Regions from separate parts of the Homo sapiens genome. Here region 2 is linked to region 1. Evidence: read pairs that join two places in POLR2A ChIA-PET (ENCODE). Cell type or tissue: PC-9. All regions are shown on one strand. Links, peaks and the distances in the headings refer to the core of each region. The heading gives the core; the rest is flanking DNA.

Region 1 (15,400 bases), core at 2,890-10,889:
CAAGCCTTCATCCTCTTACCCGATAGCAGGCGATTCCCAGTCCTAGCCAGGTAAGGCATGAAGGTGATCTCTTACAGGCTTGCATATAGGTTTTCTTTGCCTTTTCATACTGTAGAAAGAAAGCACCACTAAGCTACTGTTCTAGAAGCTTCAAACCCCATATTGCTGGGATGATCATGGGATCTCTGATAATTGCTCTCCAGAACAATCTAAGTTAAGCAAGTCCTTTAATTGTACTTTGACGTCTACCTTAAGGGAGTTATCGCAAGAAGATTGGTGAGAGGAGATGGATAGATCACATGAAAGAGCAGACTTTCACTTGGAAGTAGTTCCAAAGACATTTATAGTCTCTGTAAGAGTTGAGGCAAGGAGTTACACTGAAAGTGGGGGCAACCATCATGATTATCTGAATTCCACCTCCACTTCATGGATTACTCCCTTTCACTTAAATGCAACATCATGTGGTGGCATGACAAACATACAATCTCTGGACTAAAAGGTATACTTGATACAGCCTCATCATTTTACACCTTTGTTGTAAAAGATCTTAGAATTTTAGAAAAACTCAGAAGACAAACTTTCAAAGGACATAGCCCTGAAGGGACAATTTCTTGTCCTGTATCTCCAACATGAGATACATCTATAGCTGAGCCTCAGCAAACAGCCTAAGACCTGCTTGCCCGGGGTCTGCCTAAGTCAGCAGTGCTCTGAAGATGCAGCTTTCAATGACATCAGAAAGAAAACTTCTCCTTATATACTTCACTACAGTGGGATAGGGATTTCTCTCAAGCCTATGTGAGCTTTCCACTTAACATCATACAGCATCGTAATTTCTTGTTGCTGTTGCTGTTTTATATTAAATAAAAAGACAACTGGGTGTTCTGACGGGAAAAATAGAATAAAGTCAAAACAAAAGCAGGGGAGTCAAAAGGCCTTTGGCAGAATGTTGATAATTGTTATAGTGAGATGATGGGTCCATGGTGTTTCATTCTACTATTCTGTTTGCTTTGTATGTACTGAAATTTTCCATAAAAGAAAGGTTTTGTTTTTCCAAAGAACTCGGAATATTTCCCAAAATATGGGGAGGGACTGCTTCCATGGTCAGGTCAGAGCGCCCTATGGAATGGGGTTAGCCTCAACCAGATTAAATATAACCCTTTGTGTTTAGGAGAAAGTTTGGAGAGAAGTCCTTTTGAAGCCCATGATACCTTCTGTTAAGTAAGTCAAGCTAAGGATGTTTCTACTACTGTGAATACAATTTTAGCTAGCATAACATTTACTGAGTTCTTAAGAACTGTTTAGTAGCATAATGGTTAAAATCACAGACTCTCGTTTCAGCCTGCCTGAGTTTGAATGCTGCTTCCACTAATTACTGGTTGTCTGATGTTGGGCAAGTCACTTTACCTTTGGATGTAAAAGTGTCATTATTATATTACTAGTTTTAGTCCACACAGATAGATGTTAATGCTTGAATTACAATTAGTTCCCAGACCACGGGGTTATTCCCCATTCTCTACCCCTCACCTCTTTCTCTTCCAGATAGATGAGCCCCAGTCTCAGGAAGATGAAGTGCATCTCAGAAGCATCCACTACAAAGCTAATGGTTCGTTCATAGCATGCCTTGGCCTCAGAATGATTTCCACTCAGAAAATAGAGATGGCCCTTCAGGCCCCAGACATTGGGGTTCTGGGAAAGTGAAAAGCAAGTAGTATATGGGATAAGGTAGTATTTAAAAGTACCTTGATGATCTTTGTTTAACATTTAAATTTAGATAGATTGTCCATTTCCTTTCTCTTTTCTTTTTCAGATCAACCGTTTTCTTTTTCTAAGAGCACTCAGAAACATAACCATTTAATTGTACAAGGAGACATTTTTCTAGCTCTGCCCTCAGATTTCTTTCTTGCATTCTTCAAAGCCATTTTGGGTGTGGAGTAAATATTAAGAAAAACATTCAAGCATAACCCCAATACTGTTCACATGAGAAAATATAAGAAATCTAGAAAAATTGAAATAAACACTATCAGCTAAAGATATCCTTTTCTCTGCTCTTTGCAAAACTCATGATTACTTTATTATTATTATTTTTTGAGATGGAGTCTTGCACTGTCGCCCAGGCTGGAGAGTGCAATGGCTCAATCTCCGCTCACTGCAACCTCCGCCTCCCAGGTTCAGGCGAGTCTCCTGCCTCACCCTCCTGAGTAGCTGGGATTACAGGCACCTGCCACCACGCCCATCTAATTTTTTGTATTTTTAGTAGAGATGGGGTTTCACTATGTTGGCCAGGCTGGTCTTGAACTCCTGACCTCGTGATCTGCCTGCCTCGGCCTCCCAAAGTGCTGCGATTACAGTTGTGAGCCACCGCGCCCAGCCAACTCATGATTACTTAAGAAAAGCAAATGGAAGGGTATAGAGAGATGAGTTTACTGACAGCTGATGACCACCCTTCTGTTCACCAGAAATCTACGTGTGATATGGCATCACCACCTTTAAATAAAGCCCCTTCTCCAGACTCAAGAGGCTTTAGCAAAAGTCATTACCAGGTAGTCCATCTGGGCTGCTTGTTGAAGGTATTCCTCTGCCTTGGCAAAGTTCTTCTTAAGAATGTGTGTTTGGGCCAGCACCAAGTAATATTCACAGCTGGGGCCTCCTTGAGGGCATAACAGCTCATGTGCAAGCACTCTGTGCACATACTGCAAGGATAATCAGATTATAAGCAACATATAAATGGCTGCATTGCGTCTTTTTCGGTTGAAGGATTCTGTCTCTGATAATAAATAATACGAAATGTATTACAGAATGAAATAATTATCCTCAACTTCAAAAGGTAAAGGGTGAATTACAAACATTCTGCACTTCATAGTTCCATTACCAGCTATTCACCTAGTCACCAAATGAAGACATTACCAAGTGAATAACTTGCAATATTGTACAATTCTGGTCTTGCTGGTCATCATACTAGGTGAGTGTTAGACTGCATGTATTATGCAGCAGACAAAGGCACATCATCAACCACCCCATTTACAAAGGAGGTAACATTTTCAGGCAGCTGACATTGTAAGGAAACTTAAGTGAGGTAAAACTGCCTTTCTAACAATCTAGACTTGAAATCTTAGAAACATAAATGTCTGTTTTGGATCCACCTCCAAACATTGGTTATGTTTACCAGTTTTGTAGTTTGGGTCAATTTTTGTATTTTGTTTTTTTTTTTTTCTTTTTTTAGAGACAGGGTCTTACTCTGTCACCCAGGGCTGCTTACTGCAGCCTTCTGGCCTCAAGCAATCCTCCTGCCTTGGCTTCCCAAAAGTGCTGGAATTATAGGGGTGAGCCCCATGCCTGGCCAAATCTTTGCTTTTTACACTTTATAAGACCTACAAAATTAACAAAGTTAGATATACTTCTTAAGTCGAGGGTAAATCCTTCTTTTCATCTCCCACTGTTCCCATCTCAGCCTATAATGTAGAAAATTCTACATTATACTTACACCTTTTTAGGAGAATACTAGAGGGAACAGCTGCAGCTATTTTTTCCACCTGCCTTCTGGGTCTCTGACCTGGGGGAGCTAATGACTTATTTAGCTGTGGAAGAAGAGAGTCTGTTTCTATTTTGCGGAGGGTTAATGTGTTAAAGCCTCCTGCTTAATGTGGCTCAATCCCACCCAGTTAATAATTCTTGCCCTTTCTTGAGCTTGCCTGCCCTTGAGTAGGGCATGCACTTGGCAGGATCAAAACCAAACACTCCTGGCTCCTGAGTCTTGATCTCTCCTACTGCTTGCTCATGAATATGCTTCTTTCTTCCCATGTAATAGGCAGACTTCCTAGAATGCTCTTCTTCTCTGAGAGGAGGCTTCAATTCTTCAGCTGCTCTACCTGTGACTGCATGGGTAAGTCAAATGTGGGGCTAGTTATGTTGTCCAGCCAAGTTTTACCAATAAAAATAAGCTAATATTTTTATTCCCCCACATAGTACTGTGTATGTTTCTAGTTGGATCTAACCTAGAAGGGAAGAAGGGAATGATTTGGCTCCTGTGAACCCCCAACACTCACAAAATGAATTCCCATAATAAAGTGATATCAGGCAACATATGCCTTTAGAGTCTGATTTAGCTCTGTTGGTATTCTACAGGGAGCAGAACTTGCAGCGAGGTCTTCTGCTGCCATGTGCAAAGAGTGGTTCATGTTTGGATGTTCTTTCCATTGGGCTTAAAGTATGCTCTCAAAAGCATATTTGATTTCTGTTTCACAAATATGGAAGCTTGAAAGATACCATTATGGATAGAATAAAGAGTTTGCTAAAATCTTTCCATCTACTTGCCCTTTTCCAAATACTCTGACCTGCACAGCCTTGACTTTCATCAAGAAATGTATGGTCTCCATGAAGATGGTGGTAGTTTGAGAAACACCATAATGAAGGCCGGGATGCAGAAGAGCTGATGAATCTTGACATTTTGATGCTTCTGAAAATATTACATTAAAAGGATTGAAGATTGGATATAACAGAAAAAGTGTCAGAAATTCAGACACATTCGGGTGGGTGCGGTGGCTCACGCCTGTAATCCCAGCACTTTGGGAGGCCGAGGCAGGCAGATCACGAGGTCAGGAGTTCGAGACCATCCTGGCCAACATAGTGAAACCCCGTCTGCACTAAAAATACAAAAATTATCTGGGCATGGTGGAACGTGCCTGTAATCCCAGCTACTTGGGAGGCTGAGGCAGGAGAATCACTTGAACCAAGGAGTCAGAGGTTGCAGTGAGCCGAGATTGCGCCACTGCACTCCAGCCTGGCAACAGAGCAAGACTCCATCTCAAAAAAAAAAAAAAATTCAGACACTATTCACTTGGCAGGGAGAGTCTTCTTATCTAATACATGAGAGGGATCATAATCTAGAAAGCAATTGACTGCTCTCTAGCAATGGTCCCCAAAAAGGAGCACTCAAAGGTTCTCAAGGTAAATCTACTTGTGGTTCCAAATGCAAGTACAACCAAATAAAAAGGTTTAAAAAGGTATTCAGATCTTCTTGAATGTGAAACACAGTTTGTAGATGTTTTTTAAAAACGAAGAACTGTTAGGAAATCATAGATCTGTAGTTGGCTACTTCTGTGAGCTAAATATAAAATCCTTGCTTACTGAGAGAGTTACACCATTGAGTTTGGATTTCAGAGCCTGGTTATCAACTTCAAACAAGTCAGGATTGCCATTTCATCATCGTAAGAGTCTTCATCCTTGTCTAGCTTATGCCCCTCTTCCAAGTGGAAATCTTTATTTCTAGTTACCTTTCTTTGTTGGTATCTCCTTGATAAATGTGTTAGATGGTTTTTGGCTTATACTTGGATCCCAAGTTTGTGTAGTCAAAATGGGTTCTTGTGAATCAGACTGCAGTTTGGAGGATTCTTCAAGAAATTTGTCTAGAATAGATAATGCAGCTCCTGGTCCTAAATAGATTACATTTTAATGAAAAATAAAACTTCTTACATTGGGTGTTTAAAGGTTATTGTAAGAGATACATTTTGCAAAGCATAAGAAACATATTCCCTAAATATTTCATGAAGGACAGACTTGTTTGGTAGACTTGTTTATATTTTTTAATAATTTAAAGAGTATAAGCTAAACTGACAAAACAGTTTCTGTCACTGTGACTCCCCAGTACAACCATGCTGCTAGTCCAAGTCATAATATCAAACAGATCCCTATTTTAAGTTATTAAAAAAATAAATAAATCTTTTTATTTAAACATTTACATACAGATCTTTGCAAGGATACGTTTGTTTCAGTTGGGTTAAGATCTAGGAGTGAGGCCGGGCGCGGTGGCTCATGCCTGTAATCCCAGCACTTTGGGAGGCCGAGGCAGGTGGATCACGAGGTCAGGAGATCCAGTACCATCCTGGCTAACGCAGTGAAACCCCATCTCTACTAAAAATACAAAAAGTTAGCCGGGCACGGTGGCAGGCACCTGTAGTCCCAGCTACTCGGGAGGCTGAGGCAGGAGAATGGCGTGAACCCAGGAGGCGAAGTTTGCAGTGAGCCGAGATCACGTCACTGCACTCCAGCCTCGGCATAGAGCGAGACTCCGTCTCAAAAAAAAAAAAAAAAAAAATAGGAGTGAAACTGCTGGCATGTGTATGTATGTTTAAGCTTATTTCAAAACTTGTCAGTTTCGTCCTCACTTTAGTAGCACACATACTAAAATTGGAACAGCACAGAGAAGATTAGCATGGCCCCTGCACAAGGATGACTCACAGATTCCTGAAGCATTCCACATTTTAAATGGCATGTAACAAAATATCACTCCATAAATACGTACAAATACTATATATCAATTAAAAAAATAAGAGGTTGGGGCCGGGCGTGGTGGCTCACAGCTGTAATCCCAGCACTTTGGGAGACCAAGGTGGGCAGATCATGAGGTCAGGAGATCAAGACCATTCTAGCTAACACGGTGAAACCCCATCTCTACTAAAAATACAAAAAATTAGCCGGGCCTGGTGGCGGGCGCCTGTAGTCCCAGCTACTCGGGAAGCTGAGGCAGGAGAATGGCGTGAACCCGGGAGGCAGAGCTTGCAGTGAGCCCAGATGGTGCCACTGCACTCCAGCCTGGGCGACAGAGCAAGACTCTGTCTCAATAAATAAATAAATAAATAAATAAATAAATAAATAAATAAATAAATATAAGAAGTTGGGCGAGGTGACTCACGCCTGTGAGCCCAGCACTTTGGGAGGCTGAGGCAAGAGGACTGCTTAAGCTCAGGAGTTCAAGACCAGCCTGAGAAACACAGTGAGACCTCATCTCTACTAAAACAAAAATTAGCCAGGCATGGTGTTGCACACTTGTAGTCCCAGCTACTCTTGAGGGACTGAGGTGGGAGGACTGCTTGAGCCTTGGAGGTAGAAGTTGCAGTGAGCCATGATTTTGCCACTGCACTCTGGCCTGGGTAACACAGCGAGACTCTGTCTTAAAAAAAGAGAAAAGAAAAGAAAAATAACCTTTAAAAATTGCCGTTTATTGGAAAGCCATGTAAGTATATGAAAAAAAAAAGAAAAAACTTACCAGTTTTCTCAAGTGGTTACACCATTTTGCATTCTCACCAGGAATGTTTGAGAGTTCCAGCTACTCCACATCCTTGTTATAAATTTGTCTTATCAATCTTTTTAATTTTAGCTATCCCGGTGATAAATTACACTGATTTTCAAATGTGAAACTGATCTTACAACCCTGCTTAAATATATCTTTTCTATATGTTGCTGAAATTGATTGGCTAATATTTGTTAAGAATTATTGTGTCTAACCAGGTGTGGGGCCTCATGCCTATAATCCCAGCTATTTGGGAAGCTGAGGTGGGAGGATCACTTGAGGCTAGGAGTTTGAGACCAGCCTGGGCAACATAACAAAACCTTGTCTCTTAAAAAAGAATAATAATAATAAAATTAAATAAATAAATAAGTATTGTGTCTAGGCTTATGAAAGTTATTTGTATGTACTCTTCTTTCTTTGGGATGGCTTTGTCTGGTTTTGATACCAGGGTGATTACTGTTCTCAAATTATGAGTTTGTAAGTGTTCTCTTTTTCTCTATTTTTTGAACATGTGGTATGATTGGAATTATTTCTTCCTTAAATATTTAATAGAATACACTAATAAAGCCTTTTGGGCCTGAAGTTTTCTTTGTGAGAGGTTTTTATTACCCATTTAACCTCCTTAGGAGATATAGGGCTATTCAGATTGTTTCTTCCTGAGTACATTTTGTTAGTTTATGTCTGTCAAGGTATTCATACATTTCATTTAAGTTGTTAAATTTGTTGGCATTAAGTTGTTAATAACTTCTCCTTATTAACTTTTTAATATTTATAAGATTTTCAGTGATGTCCTCTCTCTCATTTGTGATATTGGTAATGTGACTTCTTTTTTTCCCTGATCAGATTTATCTGTTTCATTGATCTTCTGAAAGAAACAGCTATTGGTTTCATTGATTGTCTCTATTTTTGTCTGTTTTCTATTTCACTGATTTCTATTCTGGGCTATTATTTCCTTCCTTTTACTTATTTTGGGTTTAATTTGATTTTCTTGTTCTAGCTTCTTAAGGTAGAATCTTAGATCATTGATTTTAGACTTCTCTTATTTTCCAATATAAGCATTTACAGCTATAAACTTCTCTCTAGAAAATAATTTAGCTAATTCCACACATTTTGCTTTGTTTTGCTATCATTATCATTAAGTTCAAACTATTTTCTAATATCCTTTGTGATTTCTTCTTTGACCTGTGGGTTGATTATTTATTTATTTAGATCTGTATGTATTTATTTATTGAGACAGACTCTCACTGTCACCCAGGCTGGAGTGCAGTGGCACAATCATGGCTCACTGCAGCCTCAACCTCCCAGGCTCACGTGATCCTCCCACGTGAGCCTCCCTAGTAGCCGGGACTACAGACATGCCACCACACCTGGCTATTTTTTTTTTTTTTAATTTTTGTAGAGATAGAGTTTTGCCATTTTGTGCAGGCTGGTCTCAAACTCCTGGCCTCAAGTGATCTGCCTGCCTTGGAGACCTGTGAGTTATTTAGAAGTGTATATTTCCAAATACTTGAAGTTTTCCTATATATCTAGTGATGAGATGGTAAATGTTTAACTGCTGGCTGTCAGGGGTGTGGGTGGAGCCTGGTTTGCTGATTTCCATGACGTAAATTCTCCTACCATGGCCAATTTCAAACTACCGATGTTATGTCATTGAATATAGAGTTTCAATCCCATTACTGGGTATATATCCAAAATAAAACAAATCTTTCTACCAAAAGGACACATGTGATTGCAATATTCACAGTAGTAAAGACATGGAATCTAGCTAAGGTGCCCATCAATGGTGGTCTGGATAAAGAAAATGCAGTACATATACACCAAGGAGTACTGCGCAGCACAAAAAAGAACAAAATCATGTCTTTTGCAGCAACACGGATGCAGCTGGAGGCCATTATCCTAAGTGAATTAATGCAGGAACAGAAAACCAAATACTGCAAGTTCTCACTTATAAATGGAAGCTAAACACTGGGTACTTGTGGACATACCGACGTGATTCTAGTGAAAGAGAAGGTGGGGAAAAGGGGCTGACTGGGTTCTCCCCCAGCTCCTCCTAATGAAAAGAAATAAAAAGAAGCCAGGGATCCCCCAAAGCCAAATAAGCTCATGGATCAACTCATCCATATTGAGGCTGGGGAAGGCTGGGGAAGGCTGGGGAAGGCTGGAGAACGAAGCAGCCATGCGGATGGCCTGAGCCACATGCAGAGAGGAGGAGCGGAGGGGAGGATTGGGCAGCTGGCCTGGCTAGCTATCGGGGTGGAGGGGCAAGGCCAGGGCCAGCTTACCCTGAAAATCCCCCTCACACATATCCAAAACTGCACCACTCATGTCACACAGCTGCAAGAACACAATGACAGGATTCAGAGAAAGGAATGAACATCACAAAACATGAATGTCACACACACAAAAAAAAAAACTATGCCAATATCATAGTCCCAGGCGGGCCACACCAAACCATGATGGATTCTACACTGGCTTAGAGATCTGAATGTATGGTACAAAACAACAGTCTGCTGCCAAAAGGACATTAAAACAGGGTCTGCATGGGGCTCCCTGTAACTGGGATTACAGGTGTGCACCACCACACCCGCCTAATTTTTGTATTTTCAGTAGAGACAGGGGTTTTACCATGTTGACCAGGCTGGTCTTGAACTCCTGACCTAGGATGATCTGCCTCCCTCGGCCTCCCAAAGTGCTGGGATTACAGGTATGAGCCACCATGCCCAGCTAATAAGTTATATTTTTATTTTCATTCAGTTCAAATTTTCAAATTTCCCTGTGACTTCATCTTTCATTAGAGGAATATTTAGATATGCGTTGATCATTTCTAAGTGTTTAGAAATTTTCCTGTTATCTTTTTTTTTTTTTTTTTTTTTTTTGAGATAGAGTCTTGTTCTGTTGCCCAGGCTGTAGTGCAGTGGCCCAATCTCAGCTCACTGCAAACTCTGCCTCCGGAGTTAAAGTGATTGTCCTGTTTCAGCCTCCCAAGTAGCTAGGATTACAGTCGTGCACCACCACACCCAGCTAATTTTTGTATTTTTAGTAGAGACAGGGTTTCCCCATGTTGGCCAGGCTGGTCTCAAACTACTGACTTCAAGTGAGCTGTCAGCCTTGGCTTCCCAAAGTGCTGGGATTACAGGCGTGAGCCAAGAGCCACCACACCTGGCCAGATTTTCCTGTTATCTTTCTATTACTGATAACTAGTTTGGTTCTGTCATGGTCTGAGATCATACATTGTATGATTTCAATTCATTTAAGTGTGTTAAGGTCAGTTTTATTGCCTAGGATATAGTTTGTCTTGGTGATGTTCCATGTGCACTTGAAAGAATGTGTACCTTGCTGTTGTTGGGTGATCTATAATATCAATTGGATCCCACTGGTTAATGGTGCTGTTCAATTTTTCTATATTCTGTTAATTCTCTGTCTAGTGGTTCTATCAAATACGGAGATAGGGGTGAGACACACCCAACTCTAAGTATGAATTTGTCTGCATCTCCCTTCGGCCCTGTTAGTTTTTGCTTCATTATCTTAAAAAGCTGTGTTGTTTAGTGCAAACACACTTAGAACTGGTATGTCTTCTTGGTGAATTAACCCTGTTATTGTTCTTTAATGTTTCTCTTTGTCTCAATTGATTTTCTTTGCTCTGGAGTCTTCTTTGTCCATTATTAACACAGCTACTCCAGCTTACTATTATTGGTTCATAAGCTCTTATTGTTTATCCTTTTATGCTTAATTTATCTATATCACTATATTTGTTTGTGGATTTTGGGGGACAGGTTCTCACTATGTTGTCCAGAGTGGTCTCAAACTCCTGGCCTCAAGCGATCCTCCCACCTCAGCCTCCCAAAGCACTGGGATTACAAGCATGAGCCACTACACTCAGCCTATATCATTATATTTGAAATGAGGTTCCTGTACACAACATATAGTTGAGGTTTTAAAAATTATTATTTAAAGTCAGTCTATGTCTTTTAATTTGTATGTTTAGACCATTTGCATTGAATGTAATTATGTTAGTTTCCTATTGCTGCTGTAACAAATTACTACAAGCTTAGTGGCTTAAAACAACACAAACATATTATCTCATAGTTCTCAAGGCCAAAAGTCTGAAATCAGTTTCACTGGATTAAGGTCAAGATTTGACAGGGCTAGCTCCTTCTGGAGGCTCTAAGGGAGAATTTATTTCCTTGCCTTTTCAGCTTGTGGAGGCTACCTATATACCTTGGTTTGTAGCCCCTTTCCTCCAACTTCAAAGCCAGAAGCATAACATCTTCAAATATCTTTCTCTAGCCCTCTGATTCCGTTATCACATTGTCTTTTTTTTTGTCTGTGACTTCTCCTGCATCTCTCATATAAGGACCCTTGTGGTTACATTGGACCTACCCAGACAATCCAAGATAATCTCCCCATTTCAAGATTCTTGACCACATTTGCAAAGTCTCTTTTGCTATATAAGGCAACAGTTCCAGGTCCCAGGGATTAGGACATGAACATCTTTGGAGGAGCCATTGTTTAGCCTACCATAGTATTTATTTATGTTAGGATTTAAGTTTGCCATTTTAGTATTTGTTTTCTATTTGTTCTCTCTGCTTTTTATTCTACTATTTTCCTTTTTCTGCCTTCCTGTGAATTATGCGAACATTTTTTAGTATCCCATTTTGACTTATCTATAGTGTATTAGAGTATATGTAATTGTGGTTTTTTTTTAATGGTTGCTGTTAAGACAGAGCTGCAAACTATAGCCTATGGGCCATATATGACCTGCCACATATATATATATATATATATATATATATATATATATATATATATATATATATATATATATATATAAAAGTTGTTTTGGGACACAGTCACATCCATTTTTAAATGCATCATCTATGACTGCTTTCACATTACATTAGCAGAGTTGATTATTTATGACAGAGACCAGATGGCCCACTTTCAAATTACTGTTTTAAAAAATATTTTATACTTGCAACTTGTAAGAGGGTTTGCCACACCACTTCATGCTGCTTCCATTACTGTAAATTGAACATTAGTCTTATAAATGTGATTTCAGCTGATAGAATGGAAACTAAATTACAAGAGGTAGGCAAATTAGATATATAAGAAACTGAGACAAATTAAATGGAACACATGTACATTGCTCCATTAGTGATATATGGAAGTAGAGAAATACAATACTAGGTTAAATTAAGGCAGGCAAGAGATTGGGCTATTTTGAATTACCAACAGAAGAATGTGTTGGACATGGGCTATGAGTCTAGATGAAGAAGATGGAGACTTCCAGTTAAACAGAGTAGATAGGCTATGTATATATATTTCCTTATTCTTATTTCGAAAATCTCACTAAAATGAGAATTTAAAATGTATAAACCTACAAAGATGAAGAAAACAGAAGAGGAAAAGTAAACTACAAGAAATATCAAAAAACCTTTGAAGGACAGAAAAGTAGATGGGAAGGACTTCTGCTTCTGGCAATTATTGACTGGGTCATTCAGACCAATTTCCCACTGAGGGCAACCAGAAAAGGTGAACAAAATATATATTTTTAAAACATGCTTGAATATACCAGAGAGCTAACCAGATAGACTCTCTAAGCTCACATCTAGGAAATGCAGAAACCCAGGGTTTCAGTTCATCATTTGAAACTATATTTTCTTTTTTTTTTTTTTTTTGAGACGGAGTCTCACTCTGTCGCTGAGGCTGGAGTGCAGTGGCACCGTGTCGGCTCACTGCAACCTTTGTCTCCTGGGTTCAAGCAATTCTCCTGCCTCAGGCTGCTGAGTAGCTGGGATTACAGGCGCCCACCACCACACCTGGCTAGTTTTTATATTTTTAGTAGAGATGGGGTTTCACCCTGTTGGCCAGTCTGGTCTTGAACTCCTGACCTCAGGTGATCCACCCATCTCAGCCTCCGAAAGTGCTGGGATTACAGACATGAGCCACCATTCCAGGCCTGAAACTATATTTTCTTGCATGGGTATATGAGTTTCAAGGGTGAGACTGAGAGTCTGGCAGGCTCAACTTTACTTTTGATTGACTCTCAAGGATGTGTATGGCAGACACTGGTAGACAATGACCACCAGAAGGAATTTGAGTTGAGATACCAAAGAGCTACACTCTAAGAGTAAAGGATGAAACTGAAATAGGCCTTCACAGGAATTATAAGTCATCTTCAAATCCTTGGCCTGGCGCGGTGGCTCACGCCTGTAATCCCAGCACTTTGGGAGGCCGAGGCGGGCGGATCATGATGTCAGGAGATCAAGACCAGCCTGGCGAACATGGTGAAACCCCGTCTCTACTAAAAATACAAAAAATTAGCCGGGCGTGGTGGCGGGTGCCTGTAGTCCCAGCTACTCAGGAGGCTGAGGCAGGAGAATGGCGTGAACCCGGGAGGCGGAGCTTGCAGTGAGCCGAGATCGCACCACTGCACTCCAGCCTGGGTAACAGAGTGAGACACCGTCTCAAAAACAAACAAACAAACAAACAAAAAAATCCTCTTGATCCCTCAAACTAAATTAGTTTACCAACAGAGTGTCCTATATATGATTTAAAAATAACCAGACACACAAGGATACCTGACAATATGAACCAAAACAAATAAAAAGGAGAGAAAATATAAATAGTGCCACAGGAGGTTGGGACACAAACTTTATAGTTGCCAAGGCCAGCTCGGTCATGGAGACCCTAACCCAGTGGCGCTAGAGGAATTAAAGACACACACACAGAAATATAGAGTGTGGAGTGGAAAATTGGGGCTGACAGCCTTCAGAGCTGAGAGCCATAAACAGAGTATTACCCACATATTTGTTGACAGCAAGCCAGTGATAAGCATTGTTTCTATAGATTATGGATTAGCTAAAAGTATGCCTTATGGGAAACAAGGGGATGGGCCGAAACAAAGGGATGGGCTCTGGCTAGTTATCTGCAGCAGAAACATGTCCTTAAGGCACAGATCACTCATGCTATTGTTTGTGGTTTAAGAACGCCTTAAGCAGTTTTCCCCCTTGGGTGGGCCAGGTGTTTCCTCGCCCTCATTCCAGTAAACTCACAACCTTCAGCATGGGCGTTGTGGCCATCACAACATTTCACAGTGCTGCAGAGATTGTGTTTATGGCTAGTTTGGGGGCCAGTTTATGGCCAGATTTGGGGGCCTGTTCCCAACAGTAGTCACTGTGATCAAGAAGATAAAGGTCAGATTAAGAATTTAATCAGAGAACAGTAAACTATAATAAAAGTGATGAAATGGGAATTTCAGAGCCTATTGCTCCTACACTACAAATGTGTACAGGCTGTTACTGTACTGAATACTGGAGGCAACTATAATACAATGGTAAGTATTTGTGTATCTAAACATAGAAAAGGTACAGTAAAAATACAGTATTATAATATCACGGGACCACTGTCACATATGTGATTCATCATTGACTGAAACGTTATGTGGTACATGACCACATTTTTATGTGTATGAAAAAACGATGCTTTGATTATGTAGGAAAATATTCTTAATCCTAGGTGATATATGCAAATATATTTTTTCTATTTTATTATTTATTAATGTGTATTGTAGAATAAACTTATTTTATGCATGCATGGCCTCAATATGTTTATTACTCATACTTTTCTTAGGAAGCTTCTGGAGGATGTGCTCCACCAAAATGAGGAAGCAAAGTATGAAAGAGGAAGGCACAGAATCCAAGAAATGATGCATCTTGAAGTTAAAGGAGATTTTCAGAATCACAGCAAAGGAACATCCCAGGAGAAGAGTTACCCATCAGGCCTAGAGGGTAAGCACTGAGAACTGAAGAAGGAAGATAGAAGGCTTTGGAGGAAGAAATATCTCTAGGGGGGAAAAATGGACTGATGCATTTTAACATCTATCTATCTATCTATCTATCTATCTATCTATCTATCTATCTATCATCTAACTATTTTTTTGAGATGGAGTCTGGCTCTGTCACCCAGGCTGGAGTGCAGTGGCGCAATCTGATCTCACTGCAACCTCTGCCTCCCAGGTTCAAGTGATTCTCCTGCCTCAGCCTCCTGAGCTGCTGGGACTACAGGTGCCCACCACTACACCCAGCTAATTTTTGTTTTTTTAGTAGAGACGGGTTTCGCCATATTTGCCAAGCTGGTCTGGAACCCCTGACCTCAGGTGATCCACCCGCCTTGGCCTCCCAAAGTGCTGGGATTACAGGTGTGAGCCACCGTGCCCGGCCAAACATATCAAAAACATTGATGGGCACTTGACAATACTTTTGAAGCATGCGGGGGAAAAAGGCAAAAGGAACACAGAATACTAAGTTTTCTGAATAAATTAGGCAATTTTTA
Region 2 (15,400 bases), core at 5,004-13,003, 240 kb before region 1:
ATTCAGGTTTGCATTCCCAACATTTAGCACCACATGTATCAAAAATGTTGTTGGATGAATACTGAACAACAGTCAAACACTGAATAAACCTGGCAGGTGTGCATCACAGGGGAGGGCACAGTGTTACTGGACTCTGAGTGGGTTGCTGTTTTTCATGCCAAGTCATGATAGGATTCAGTGTGTTGGGTGAACACAGTTTTATGAATCTCACTTTTAAAAAACTGCAAGCGTTATAAATAAAAGCTTTCATAATTTTGAGATAGGAAAAAAAAACAGAAGAAAAGACCACGTGTTCTGACAAAGACGGAGTAGGATGGCATCAAACCGTGTCACTGTAAAACACACACACACACACACACACACACACACACACACACAAAATACATTTTTAAAACTTAATTAGAAAAAGGGAATTAACTGTCTTTAAGAATACATTTTGGTCTTCTGATAAATTAACAGTTTATTTATTTATTTATTTCTGAAACAGAGTTTTGCTCTCGTTGCCCAGGCTGGAGTGCAATGGCGCAATCTCAGCTCACCGCAACCTCCACCTCCTGGGTTCAAGCAATTCTCCTACCTCAGCCTGCCGAGTAGCTGGAATTACAGTCATGTGCCACCACGCCCAGCTAATTTTTTTGTATTTTTTAGTAGAGACGGGGTTTCTCCATGTTGGTCAGGCTGGTCTCGAACTCCTGACTTCAGGTGATCCACCTGGCTCGGCCTCCCAAAATGCTGGGATTACAGGCATGAGCCACCAGACCCGGACAACAGTTTATTATTTAAAGTTGAAAAGAGGCCAGACACAGTGGCTCATGCCTGTAATCCCAACACTTTGGGAGGCCAAGGCAGGCAGATCACTTGAGGCCAGGAGTTCAAGACCAGCCTGGCCAACATGGTGAAACCCCATCTCTACTAAAAATACAAAAATTAGCTAGCCGTGGCGGCATGTGCCTGTGGTCCCAGCTACCTGGGAGGCTGAGGCAGGAGAATCACTTGAGCCCAGGAAGCAGAGGTCGCACTGATCCAAGATTGCACCACTGCACTCCAGTGAGACTGTCTCAAAAAGAAAAAGAAAGGTTGAAAAGAAGCAAAAGTATCACCTTTCTAATGAATTTATGAGCTGCATATTGACTGCATCTGTCTTAGAATTTTGCAACCAGGCCAGGCACAGTGCCTCACGCCTGTGTAATCCCAGCACTTTGGGAGGCCAAGGCAGGTGGATCACTTGAGGTCAGGAGTTCAAGAGCAGCCTGGCCAACATGGTGAAACCCCGTCTCTACTAAAAATACAAAATTAGCTCAGTGTGGTGGCGCATGCCTGTAATCCCAGCTACTTGGGAGGCTGAGGCAGGAGAATCGCTTGAACCAGGAGACAGGGGTTGTAGTGAGTCGAGATCATGTCACTGCACTCCAGCTTGGGCCACAGAGCCAGACTCAGACTCCATCTCAAAAAAAAAAAAAAAAAAAAAATTGCAACCAGAAAGGCTAAAATAAAGGCATTGGTTTTTTTAGTGCACATTTTGATAACTTCAAAAAAAAAATCTAATACAGAAAAGGGAACTCAAATATTTTAAAAAGTATTTTTCTACAGGAAAAGACTAAGGAATAGTAAATAACGCTGACAAAGGGGAAGACTAAGCTGTTTCTTTTCTCTGGTTTATAGGCCTATGCTTAGTTTTTTTTTTTTACTATTGAAACCAAGTGAGATTATTATACATGGATTTTATGTTTATTCCCTATAACTAACATTCCTATATATACCTGTTTACTACAGATATTTTGAGTCAAGTTGTGATTATGACGGAGTGAAGAAGAATTATTTTGGGACAGCTACTTTTGATGACAAATGATTTATAGACATAAAAGTAACAGAAAAAGAGAAGTGATGAAAAAAGTCCTATGTTTCACTATTACAAATAAAGGAAAACTGTTTGCTTAAAAATAAATAAATAAAAAGGAAAAAAACCCACTATTTTTTAAAACCCACCCTGGCCACTTGACAGGCAAAGTGAGGCCTGGGGGATAGAAAAAAAATTACAGTGTACTTAGTAAGTATTAGTGATCTATATTTTTCATTTCCCTAGATAAGAGTTTTCATGTTTTGACAAGAAATTTAAAAGTCACAGAACAATCACAATTTTTCCCATTATTAAAATCACTTTGCATGGTTGCAGCTTACAGGGTCACTTTTTAAGGTCCCAAACTATCATGCAAATTGAGGACTGCCTGTTCAGTGTCAGGAAATCTCCTCTCAAGCATCTCCTGAAGTGTAAAAATGACTTAAGGATAATGTGATTACCTACCTGTAATTCCTCTGCTGTGGAAACATCTAGTCCTGTTAGATCTTGTATTCTCATATTAATTCGAGACACCACAGGATTTTCATAGCCAGAGAGCCAGGCACTAAGAATAAGAGGAATATTAGTTTTATTGATAATGTTTCATTACATGGAGACTAATAGCTGTTATTTTTAAAGCCATAATATTTAATATATAGGACAATAAACCTTTACTGAAGGCATTTAGTTCATTTTCTTGCTTAGTATCATCTTTATTAATGGATATTGTAATTTTTTTTAAATGTCACATTCTACTGTTAGAGGTTGGGAAGGAAAAAACTAATCAAATTTATTATAATGCTTATATGAAAACAGTTGGATTAATGTAAGGAGGCTATATTGAAAGCCACCTACATTGAGAACTTCAAAAAATTCTTTAAAAAACCATACCAAACAAAACAACGTTCTTTCCAGGTAAGGTATAGGAACTGACTATGGTGGAAGTCATGGGGTCTTTAGTCTGAGCTACATAATGCTAATATTTTATAAGAAAAAAATTCTGCTTACTGCTTAAGTTTTGAAAAGTTACCCAAACACACCTACTGAAGGATGGACAATAACAGGTGTTGGTAAGGATGTGAAGAAACTGGAGCCCTCATACATTGCTAATGGGAATGTAAAAGGGGCAGCCACTTTGGAAAACAGTTTGGTAGTTGCTCAAAATGCTAAACACAGTTATCAAATGACCCAGCAATTTACTTCTAGGTATATATCCAAGAGAAATTAAATCTTATGTCCATACAATAACTTGTACAGAATTTTTTATGGCATCATTACATATAATAGCCAAAAAGTAGAAACTACCCAAATATCCATCAATTTATCAATGGATACATAAAACGTGATAGATCTATAAACTGGAATATTATTGTGTCACAAAAAGGAATAAAGTACTGGCCAGGCACAGTGGCTCATGCCTGTAATCCCAGCACTTTGGGAGGCTGAGGTGGAAAGGTCTCTTGAGGCCAGGAGTTTGAGACCAGCCTGGGCAATACAGTGAGACCCCAACTCTACAAAACATTTAAAAAATTAGCTGGGCATGGTGGCATGCACCTGTAATTCCAGCTACTCTGGCAGCTGAAGCAAGAGAGCCGCTTGAGCATGGGAGTTTGAGGCTGCAGTGAATTATGATCACACCACTGCACTCCAACCTGGGTGACAGAGTGAGACCCTGTCTCTACATACATGCTACAACATGGATGGAACATCATATTAAGTCAAAGAAGCCAGATACAAAGGCCACATGTTATATAATGCCACTTCTATGAAATATACAGAATAGACAAATCAATAGATAATAGAAAATAGATTAGTGGTTGCCAGGGGATGGGGATGGGGCTGGGGGGAATGGGAAATGACTCCTAATGGGTACAGGATTTTTTTTGAGTGACAAAAATGTTCTGGAACTAGACATTGGTTATAGTTGCACAAGGCTAAAAACCACTGAAATGCATACTTTAAAAGCGTGAATTTTATGATACGGGAACTATATCTCAATTTTAAATGGTACTCCCAAATTCAGCTATATCCCTTTTTCACATATGCTTTTAAGCAGTCAATCAGTCCTTCGCTTTCTTCACTTCTCCTCTCACTGAGCTTTGATTCCATAGTTCATCATTTTAACATTCTTTCTAAACGCCTAAACTCAACTGTCTGGCAAAAACAATCCTGGATCAATCTCTTTTATCTAAGCGTATATCTCTGTCACCAAACCCTACTGGAGAAAGTCATGAAATAGGGCAGATATGTTCCACTAAAAATTCATGAATACCAACTTCAAATGGGCTCTTCACTTTACTTCCTCTTCCACTCTGTACCCTAACTCACTTCAGCCTCTCCCTTCACTCAGTAGATAATGTATTTCCTACTTCATAGAGCAAATAAACGCCTTTACAATTAAAAATGATTTCCCCAAATCTGTACATCCCTCCAGTTACCAATCTTTCTTTTCCCTCTTCAAGCTAACTTTGTCAGATTCCTAATCTCTGAACCCACTGTAATCTAGCTTTAGTCACTTATATCACTCCCTCAAAATTGCTCTTGCTAATCTTACCCACAGCCCTATTGTGCTTCTAAATCTAATGACATTTTTCAATTCTCATTGTATTTGTTCCTTTGGTAACATTTGTGACAATACTCATCCTTTTGGAAACTCTCTCAAACACTCATTCTCCAGGAATTCCTCTAGTATCTCAGGCTGCTTTTTCTTGGTCTCCTAATTTACAGCCTCCAACACTATATTCTGCCTCCCTCTCAGGACAGCAGCAACATTTCCTCAAGAACGTATTTCCTCTAGGCCTAAGGCTAGTGCGTATGCTCTTCTCTCTGCCCAGAATATTCTTTTTCACTTTGCAAAATTAAGACTCTGGATATCACCTTAGTTACCACTTCTTTAGAGAAGCTTTCCTTTACCTCTCCCGCTGCCAGACGAAGCCAAAGCTTCCACAGACAGACAAAGGAAGCGAGCAAGCGTAAGAGAGAGAGCAAGAGAGAGTGTGTGGGTTTTTCTTTAACAAGAGAAAGACATGGAGAAGAAAGAAGTTTTTACTAATCATTACCAACATGAAACTAACATGACAAACAGGGTGGATTCTTAGATTTATCCTATATTACTAAAATTATTTGCTTGGTGATATCTTGCAAATTTTTTGGGACTGGCTGAGTATTACAGAATTCCTCAGTGTAGCAAAAATGGGAAGAATCAAAGTGTTATTGTTGTAAAGAATATAGCTGATTAAGTATATTAAGAATTTTTTTCTTCTAATTCTGCCCAAGTTCCTGGTAGAACTAATCTGGTATATGTCAATGTACCTGTCTTTCCTGCCTAGCACAATTTGATGGATGTCTGAACTTTATAAGCAACCAACCAACTACTGACTTGATTTTTACAGGTAATTGCAATGCTAAATTGGAAAGCATTCTAATAAAGCTTCGAACTAAATGCCTCATGAACAAACTGTTCCTATTCCATCCTGGAACCTATCACCCACAGAGAACGTGTCTTCTGATATCTTCAACTTCCCTCCCTGCTACCAACAACTTTTAAATATCTAGTCTTATCTTTTCCTCTTGTACTTTGGTAGAATCATCGTCCTTCAGCCTTATAGAGGCAGACTTTCTATCTATGCTTTTGATTCTATGCTTTCTAACTCTAGATGCCTTACTCCAGCAGTTATTGCCTCCCTTTTATCTTTAATCTCCTCCTTGTCAATGCTTGCTTATTGAAGTCTCCTGCTACCAAGAAAAATACCTTCACTTTAGCCATTCTAGCAAATTACCACTCCAGTCTTTCACTTTACTCCTTTAAAACTGCAAAAGTAAGAAATGCTTGTTACATTCCACAAATGGTCATGGGACACTGGTTATCTACATGCAAAGAAAGAAGCTGGACCTCTGCTTCACATTATATTAAAACGAATTACTCAAGATGGATCAAAGACCTAAATGTAAAAGCTAAAATTATAAAAACTGTGGGAAGAAAACACAGGAGCAAATCTTTGTGACGTTGGACGAAGCAATGGTTTAGCTATGACATCAAAAGTACAGGCAACAAAAGGAATAAATAAATGGGACATTATCCAAATAAAAACCTTTTATGCTTCAAAGAATAACATCAGGAAAGTTAAACAGGATGGGCACAGTGTCTCAAATCTGTAATCCCAGCACTTTGGGAAGCCAAGGCAGGAAAATCACTTGAGTTCAAGACCAGTCTCGGCAACCTAGCAAGACCCTGTCTCCACAAAAAAAGTTTAAAAATTAGCCAGGCATGGTAGCGTGTGCCTGTGTAGTCCTAGCTACTCATAAGGCTGAAGCGGAAGGATTACTTAAGCCCAGGAGTTCAAGGATGCAGGGAGCTACAATCACACCACTGCACTCCAGCCTGGGCCCCAGAATGAGAACCTATCTCTAAAAAAATAAAAATTTGTGGTAAAATACATGTAACATAAAATTAGCCATTTAGACTATTTTTTAAATTATGGTAAAATATATATAACAGCAATTTTACCATTTTAATTAAGTGTACAATTCACTGGTGTTAAGTACATTTACAATACCTTACAACCATCAGCACTATCCATTTCCAGAACTTTTTCATCAAAACCAAACAGAAAACTGTACCCACTGAACAACAACTCCCATCTCTCCCTCCTCACAACCCCTGGTAATCCTCTATTCTACGTTCTGTCTGTATGGATTTGCCTATTCTAGGTATCTCCTGTAAGAAGAATCATATAATATTTGTCAATTCTAGCTTATTTCACTTAACATGTGTGTGTGGTTTTTTTTTTTTTTTTTGGAGACAGGGTCTCAACTCCAGTTGCCCAGGCTGGAGTGCAGTGATGCAATCTTGGCTCACTGCAGCCTCAACCTTCCGGGCTCAGGTGACTCTTCCACCTCAGCCTCCCAAGTAGCTGGGACTACAGGCATGCACCACCATAGTTTTTTGTATTTTTAGTAGAGACGGGGTTTCATCATGGTGACCAGGCTGGTGTCAAACTCCTGGACTCAGGCAATCTGCCTGCCTCAGCCTCCCAAAGTGCTGAGATTACAGGTGTGAGCCACCACACCCAGCCAAAATAATGTTTTCAAGGTTCATCCATGTTATAAGCAGGGTATCAGAAATTCATTTCCTTTTTTAAGGCTGAATAATATTCTATTATCTATATATACCACATGTTTATCCATTCATTTGTTGATGGACATTTGGGTTGCTTCTAACCTTGGGCTATAGTGAATAAATGCTGTTATGAACATAGGTGTGCAAGTATATGACTCCTTGCTTTAAATTATTTTGGGTATGTACCTAGAAGTAGAATTGCTAGATCACATGGTAACCCTAAACTTTTTGAGGAGCTGGCAGACTATATTCCACAGCAGTGACACCACTTTATATTCCCATCCCTCACTGCCTTTTAAACTACTGCTTTTAGAAAAAAAAAAAAAATCTAATAACCTCCCAGCACTTTGGGAAGCCAAGGTGGGAGGATCGTTTGGGGATAGGAGTTGAAGACCAGTCTGGGAAACATAGCAAGACCCCGTCTTTACAAAAAAAATTAAAATAAATTAATGAGCAAGGTGTGGTGGCACAGGTTTATAGTTTCAGCTACTTAGAGGCTGAGGCAGGAGGATTGCTTGAGCCCAGGAGTTCGAGGTTGCTATGCCCACACCACTACACTCCAGCCTTGGCAACAGAATGAGACCTCATCTCTTAAAAAAACAACAGAACACCACCACAAACTTTTAATTCCAGGAATGGCCATGAAAGTCTACCAATTAAGTACTGGTTAAATAATAGGTTATTTCTAATTTTTCTCTGTTATAAACAATATTGTAACAAAATGCTATATCTTTGCACACTTGTGGGAGTATCTCTGTACGATAAATTCCTAGATGTGGAATTGCTAAATGACTTTTACATTTTGATAAATGTCAAATTTCCCTCCAAAACAGTTGCAATGATTTACACCTACCCATTTCATAAAACCCTTGCCAGTTTCAATCCTTTTATTCTTTGTCAATCTTAGCAAGGCAAAAATATTTTAATGGTTTAAATTTTTTAAGTTTTTATTTGCATTTCTTGTTATATCATAACATATCTCGGCCAGGCGCAGTGGCTCACGCCTGTAATCCCAGCACTTTGGGAGACTGAGGCGGGTGGATCTCTTGAGGTCAGGAGTTCGAGACCAGCCTGACCAACGTGGTGAAACCCCGCCTCCACTAAAAATACAAAATTAGCCAGGTGTGAAGGTGCACACCTGTAACTTCAGCTACTTGGGAGGCTGAGGCAGAAGAATCTCTTGAACCAGGAGGCAGAGGTTGCAGTGAGCCGAGATCACGCCATTGCACTCGAGTCTGGGCAACAAGAGCAAAACTCCGTCTCAAAAAAAAAAAAAAAAATCTTGATGAAGGGTTTGAGGCTTAGCAGTTAAAACCAATGTTGATTGTAGGTTAAAAAAAAAATAACTGTCAAACTGTCATCTTAATTGTAGTTCTGTTGTAGTCACTACAGAGGAAAATGAATTCTACTGATGCATGGGAAGTTATTTCATTTAATTTGACTTTCATGTAAAATCCCCTCCAAAATATAGTAACACTCCCTTTTTTTTTGAGATGGAGTCTGGTTCTGTCACCCAGGCTAGAGTGCAATGACGCTATCTCGACTCACTGCAACTTCTACCTCCCGGGCTCAAGCAATCCTCCCACCTCAGCCTCCGGAGTAACTGGAACTACAAGCATGCACCACCACGCCCGGCTAATTTTTGTATTTTTTTGTAGAGATGAGGTTTCACCATGTTGCCCAGGCTGGTCTCAAACTCCTGAGCTCAAGCAATCTACCTGCCTTGACCTCCCAAAGTGCTGGAATTACAGGTGTGAGCCGTCACACCTGGCCCAAAATACATTAAGACTTTCCTTAGTTTAAGAACTATCTTCAAGTTACTCATCTGGATCCCATCCTTAACAATTACTGCTAATCTGTCTTCAGTGACATTATTATAGACATAATAGGTTATCTAAAAACTCAGCTCTGAATTTACATTGTAACATTACTAAAATTCAGTGGAGACCATTATACTGTAATGTATGTTAACTGTCCATTCTTCTAGGACCTGGAAGTCTTATTCCTGTGTTAGATTAAATCATAAGAAATCCAGAGGTTTTGCTTTCTAGTACCCAGTGCTTTAACTGAGTTGGGATTTTTTTTTAATGTTATAGCATTTAATAGGAAAAATCATTTGAAGATCATTTATCTTTTGTATAACTGTAATTGAAAATGTCAACTAATTATACAGTGTTTTTCCCCATAAAACACAATTTAGTGCCAGGAGAAAAAAGAACTATTTCTTCAGATAACTTTATATGTGTCCTTTTTTTTCCATTAAAAATTAAATAGCCCAAAGTATGTTCCTTTTGGCCTTAATGACAGGACCTGAAGCCAAAGCTGTGCATTCAATTAGAGTAACATTTCTATGCTTTTTTCCTTTCTACTGAGTTTCCGCTGTTAAAAAAAAAAAAAAAAAACTTCATGATTTTGTAAAATACCACTAGAATGCGCAGAGTAAGGGAGCAACATTCTCACACTGCAAAACTACACTTCTAATATGTGAGTAAGGAAAGCTCCAAAGAAAAATGTCAGTAATGTAATTTGAACATGATCACTACCTTCTTCTAACCCGACACACACATAAGAATATTCTATGATTAGCTAATCGAAAACCACTATATATATATATATATATATATATATATATATATATATATATATATTTTTTTTTTTTTTTTTTTACAAAGGCAAAAGATAAGTCACACCCCAAAGTGCCAGTTACAGAGGACAAAATTTCCAATAATTCTTCTCTAGGTGCTTGATGGTTAACAAAGGCTAATAATCTAGACTGGGAATTTATCCAGTCCCTTTGCTTCATAGTGGGATAATTATGCAATAACACTATACATCCACTCATTTCAGTTATCTCAGTCTGAGTACCACAGTTCAACCCATTACAGAGCAGTGTTGTTAAAAGTTATGCCATTAAAAAAAATAAAAAAGCTGAACCACTCAAAACTTTTTGTATTTGTTTATATATATTATACTTTAATACTAATTTGCTCCTTAGTAACAAGGGTAAACAAAATCTTAAGCCTAAATAACATATTTATGATATATTTAAGGCCAGACATGGTGGCTCATGCCTGTAATCCCAGCACTTTGGGAGGCCAAGGTGAGATGATCACTTGAGCCCAGGAGTTCAAGACCAGCCTGGGCAACAAAGCAAAACCGCATCTCTACAAAAATACAAAACTTAGCTGGGCATGGTGGTGTGCACCCGTAGCCCCAGTTACTCAGGAGGCTGAGGTGGGAGGATTGCTTGAGCCTGGGAGGTGGAGGCTGTAGTGAGCCATGACTGTGCCACTGCACTCCAGCCTGGGCGACAGAGTGAGACCCTGTCTCCGAAAGAAAATAAAGTAAAATAAAATAAATAAATAAATACACACATATACATATATATCATGTTACATTCATGATATCATAAATACCGTATTGTAGGAAATCATCACTTCAGAGTAAAAAAATGAAAATCACTTTCCCACCAGAATCAAAAAAGCTTTTCTACCACTCTAAACAGATTATTGTTTATTTGCATAGGTCATTATTTATATTACTTTAACTAGACTTTATGAGTTCACTTAACTATCTTTTCAGAGCACAAAACTGAATGTTTACATTTCAAAAACTTCAAATTCCATTTCTCTGATCTACCCAAAATTATTAGCTTTTTCATTTACAAGCTGTAGTAAATTCTTAGGGTTTTTATTTGCTTTTTTTTTTTTTTTTTTTTTTGAGACGGAGTCTCGCTCTGTCGCCCAGGCTGGAGTGCAGTGGCGGGATCTCGGCTCACTGCAAGCTCCGCCTCCCGGGTTCACGCCATTCTCCTGCCTCAGCCTCCCAAGTAGCTGGGACTACAGGCGCCCGCCACTACGCCCGGCTAATTTTTTGTATTTTTAGTAGAGACGAGGTTTCACCGTTTTAGCCGGGATGGTCTCGATCTCCTGACCTCGTGATCCGCCCGCCTCGGCCTCCCAAAGTGCTGGGATTACAGGCGTGAGCCACCGTGCCCGGCCTTTATTTGCTTTTTAATAGTGGAAAAGACAGAGATGACTTGCCAAAAGTTAACAGATTGTCAGTAACATAAGTAAAGCCTTTTTTGGCTGGATGCAATGGCTCGCGCCTGTAATACCAATACTCTGGGAGGATCACTTGAGCCCGGGAGTTTGAGACCAGCCTAGGCAATATAGTGAAACCCTGTCTCTACAAAATAAAAAATTAAAAATTATCCAAGCATGGTGGTGAGCACCTGTATTCCCAGCTACTCGGGAGACTGAGGTAGGAAGATCACTTCTGCCCAGGAGTTGGAAGGAGCAGTGAGCTATGATCATGCCACTGGACTTAGGCCTAGATGACAGAGCAAGACCCTGCCTCTTAAAAAAAAAAAAGCCTTTTTTGTTTTATGGGTTTGTTTGTTTTTTGAGTCTCGCTCTGTTGCCCAGGCTGGAGTGCAGTGGCGCAATTTCAGCTCACTGCAAGCTCTGCCTCCTGGGTTCCTGCCGTTCTCCTGCCTCAGCCTCCCCAGTAGTTGGGACCACAGGCACCCGCCACCATGCCCGGCTAATTTTTTTGTATTTTTAGTAGAGATGGGGTTTCACTGTGTTAGCCAGAACGGTCTCGATCTCCTGACCTCGGGATCTGCCCGCCTGGGCCTCCCAAAGTGCTAGGATTACAGGCGTGAGCCACCATGCCCCGCCTGTTTTATGTTTTTTAAATACTAAAGGAGTTCCAAAAATATTTTGCCAAAAAAATTCTATTTGCTGAAATGCTGGAACAAATTATTACTTCCACTGAAAGTGATGTCATCGCTTAGACAGTTCTCTAAATACAGATATTTGAAATTCCTTTCTAAATCATTCAAAATACAGATGTTCCCAGGCTACAAGGGATTAAATTAACTGACATCAGAACACGAATTTTCTTCCATTTGGCAACTGAGATGGCCTTTTTTTTTTTTTTTTTTTTTTTTGAGACAGAGTTTTTGCTCTGTCACCCAGCCTGGAGTGCAGTGGTGCAATCTCAGCTCACTGCAATCTCTGCTTCCCAGGCTCAAGTGATCTACCCACCTAAGCCTCCTGGGTAGCTGGGACTACAGACGTGCACCATCACTCTCAGCTAATTTTTTTCTTAATTTTTTGTAAATAGAGACAAGGTCTAGCTATACTATCCAGGCTGGTCTCAAGCTCCTGGGCTCAAACCATCCTCTCACCTCAGCCTCCCAAAGTGCTGATATTACAGGCATGAGCCACCATGCCCGGCCTTCTAATGCTAGTAGCTAAATACCTTCTGCTATCATTTATAATATGTAAGTATGGTTGTACCTTTCTCAAAAATCCAATAAAACTGCTTAAGAGCTACAAAGTTAGAATATTTAAAAAATAGGTTTGAAATGTTTAGCAATATTTAGTTTTTTTTTTTAAGTGTATAGATCACTTTCCTACAGTGATTTATTTTGATTTATTGGCAACAGTCCATTGACTGTGGGCTGGATATTTCTTCAAAAGGGTCATTGCATACATAGAAAATTTCCAAAAACAAACAGTCTTCCAAAACATCGAATTCATGAATTTTTTTTTTTTTTTTTTTGAGATGGATCTCTCTCTGTCGCCAGGCTGGAGTGCAGTGGCATGATCTCGGCTCACTGCAATCTCTACCTCCCGGGTTCAAGCCATTCTCCTGCCTCAGCCTCCCGAGTAGCTGGGATTACAGGCGCGCCACCACACCCAGCTAATTTTTGTATTTTTAGTAGAGATGGGGTTTTACCATGTTTGTGAGGATGGTCTTGATCTCCTGACCTTGTGATCCACCCACCTTGGCCTCCCAAAGTGCTGGGATTACAGGCGTGAGCCACCACTCCTGGCCGTAATTTTGTTTTATATGCTTCCTAGAAGCATGCAAATCTAGAGGATTTAGCTATTTACAAACTTTATGACAAAAAATGTGTAAAACCATGCAATAATCTGATAAAATCTGTTAACAGTTTAATTTTTATTTTTTTTAAAGAAGGGGTTTTTTGTAGATATGAATTAGGTTCTGTAATAGAATGGAAAATTAGCTTAATGTAAAAATCGGGTTAATTGCAATGTTCAGAAGCACTGTAAATCATATCTCAAAACATGTCTATGCAAATTAGTTTCTGCAAATCCTTACTATCTATTAGTGTTCCTTAAGGATAATTGCTCCTGTGATTAAAATGAAAATCATATTATGGCAAATTTAAATTTTCTTCATGTCTTCTAATGGGGTTCAGGACACTCAACCCCAAAATATGGCACTGTAGCATTTGAGCAGAAGCAGGTCTCTCTGACCTTCTCCCACTCTTTTCCCCTTAAGCAGGCTATAAAAGAATTGTCTAGGCCAGGCACGGGCTCATGCTTGTAATCCCAGCACTTTGGGAGGCCGAGGCAGGCGGGTCACGAGGTCAGGAGATCGAGACCATCCTGGCTAACACGGTGAAACCCATCTCTACTAAAAATACAAAAAATTAGCCGGGCAGCAGCGGGCGCCTGTAGTCCCAGGTACTCAGGAGGCTGAGGCAGAAGAATGGCATGAACCCAGGAGGCGGAGCTTGCAGTGAGCCAAGATTGCGCCACTGCACTCCAGCCTGGGGGCGACAGAGCAAGACTCCATCCCCCCCCCAAAAAAAAAAAAAAAGAATTCTCTGACCTTCCTCTAAAGTAGTATAAGACTTTCAATCCAGAAGTATCCTCTCTCTACCTGGAAGAAATGAACATCCTTATCCTGAGACACAGAGATACCAAGAGGTATGTGAACAAACAGGCTTTGCTAAGTTTCCCCCAGTTTATTACCATTAGATCATATCCCCTTTGTTCATCATACTTCTGTATGACTATCCACTCATCAAACCTAGCATAAAAATACACAGGTTTCCCTGTTTCTTTGGGTTCTCATTTTTTTCTATTTCTTTTCTCTTTTTTTTTTTGAGACAGGATCTTACTCTGTCACCCTGGCTGGAGTGCAGTGGCATGCTCATGGCTCACTGTGGCTCTCTGTAGCCTCAACCTCCTCAGGCTCAGGTGATCCTCCCACCTCAGCCTCCCAAGTAACTGGGTCTACAGGTACATGCCACCACACCTGGCTAATTTTTTTTGTATTTTTTGTAGAGTTGGGGTTTTAACATGTTGCTCAGGCTGCGGTCTTCATTTCTAAAGGCTTCTTGTCAAGTAAATTTTGTATTAAATAAATTTGTATGATTTTCTCTTGTTAATCTGTCTTTTGTTATAGGGGTCTCAGCTATGAAGCTAGTGATAGGCAAGAAAAAAAATTTTTCTCTCTTACTGGGGCAAAAGGGCAGGTGGTGTTATACAGCAGAGACAAGAAACCAAGACGTGTATAGTAACGTTTAAGGTTAATATATAAAAGGCATATGGTCCTGCCCAAAAAAGAAAAAGGAAATGCTGAATCAACACATTCGGTCCAGCCTAATCTTTTTCTTTTTGAAGACAGCAGTAATCTTCAAAATTTCTCTGAGTACCTCCTAAAATGCCTGTTAAAATCTATGTTTGCCTTTGCATAAATTTTTTAGTTGACAACTAAATTTTTTCATAATTTAGTTTCGAATGATTGAATTGTCATATTGAAAACGTTGGTAATTTCTAAAAAATGATTACTTTAAATGTATCCACTGGAATCTAAATACCATAATGATTTGATATCCACCATCATCCACTTAAAATATGTGAACAAAATATTTTTTAATACTTGGACATTTTACATCTTTTTTTTTTTTCTTGATGTTATAGTTTCATTCCATTCTTATCCTAGAACAGTTAATTCTCAACAGGGGTGGAGTCACTAGAGGTAGTGGTGGGGATTTTACCTATCAGGGGACATTTGACAATGTCTGGAGACATTTTTGATTGTCACAACTTAAGGAAGGGTGCTACTGGCATCCAGTGAACCACAGATGCTATTAAACATCCTACAAAGCTGAAGATAGCCCCCAAGAACAAGAATTATCTGACTCAAAATGTCAATAGTGCTATTGATAAGGTTAAGAAACCTTGTCCTACAGTGACACATTTTTATGCCTGAAAATCTTTTATTTATCACATTATACTTATCTATATTAAAAATATTTATACAATTAACAAAAATATGAATTTCCTAAAACAAAAAGCCTGTGTTAAAGACCTATAAAAAGGCTGTGTTAAAGATAGTATCTTCTGGATTGTTACTATAATTATTATTCACATTTGTTAATCTAAATAACATGACTAAACAATCATTATCAAGTATAAACAAGTGAAAATGTATTAAGATGTTCCTAATGAGATGGATGGGGCTTATGTTTGTTATATTTCATTAGTTATTGTGTCTGTGGATAAATATTCTACTTGTTAGAATAAAAATTCAGCACAAAGATATTTCTATTTTCATGAGAGCCGAGAAACCTTCACAAGTAGATGGAAAAGGAGTTCTATTGTAATACTGTCACC

What was found. ChIA-PET counts read pairs that join two places held together with the same protein. Peaks named below come from ENCODE experiments on the same cell type or tissue, not always from the same donor. Only the 100,000 strongest peaks of a DNase experiment are listed, where the experiment ranks them.
Region 2: POLR2A ChIA-PET joins it to region 1 with 5 read pairs; 2 of 35 experiments call an interaction of 5 or more read pairs at or near these places.

What each region holds. Positions count from the first base shown.
Region 1 is chr10:73,272,909-73,288,308 of GRCh38, forward strand. It overlaps CFAP70 (cilia and flagella associated protein 70), which reads right to left. Exons shown (of 28, transcript NM_001367801.1): 21 at 5,271-5,429; 22 at 4,332-4,453; 23 at 2,538-2,690; 24 at 1,525-1,686; 25 at 20-109. DNAJC9-AS1 (DNAJC9 and MRPS16 antisense RNA 1) reads left to right here. Exons shown (of 4, transcript NR_038373.1): 3 at 1-50; 4 at 1,540-4,076. It also overlaps the pseudogene RNU6-833P. Among named protein-coding and RNA genes, the nearest start is that of MRPS16, 28 kb to the left of the region's middle. In PC-9, for the core only: no CTCF peak of the experiment used is centred there; no DNase peak of the experiment used is centred there.
Region 2 is chr10:73,027,969-73,043,368 of GRCh38, forward strand. It overlaps P4HA1 (prolyl 4-hydroxylase subunit alpha 1), which reads right to left. Exons shown (of 15, transcript NM_001017962.3): 10 at 2,303-2,402. Among named protein-coding and RNA genes, the nearest start is that of P4HA1, 61 kb to the right of the region's middle. In PC-9, for the core only: no CTCF peak of the experiment used is centred there; no DNase peak of the experiment used is centred there; H3K27ac peaks cover 426 bases.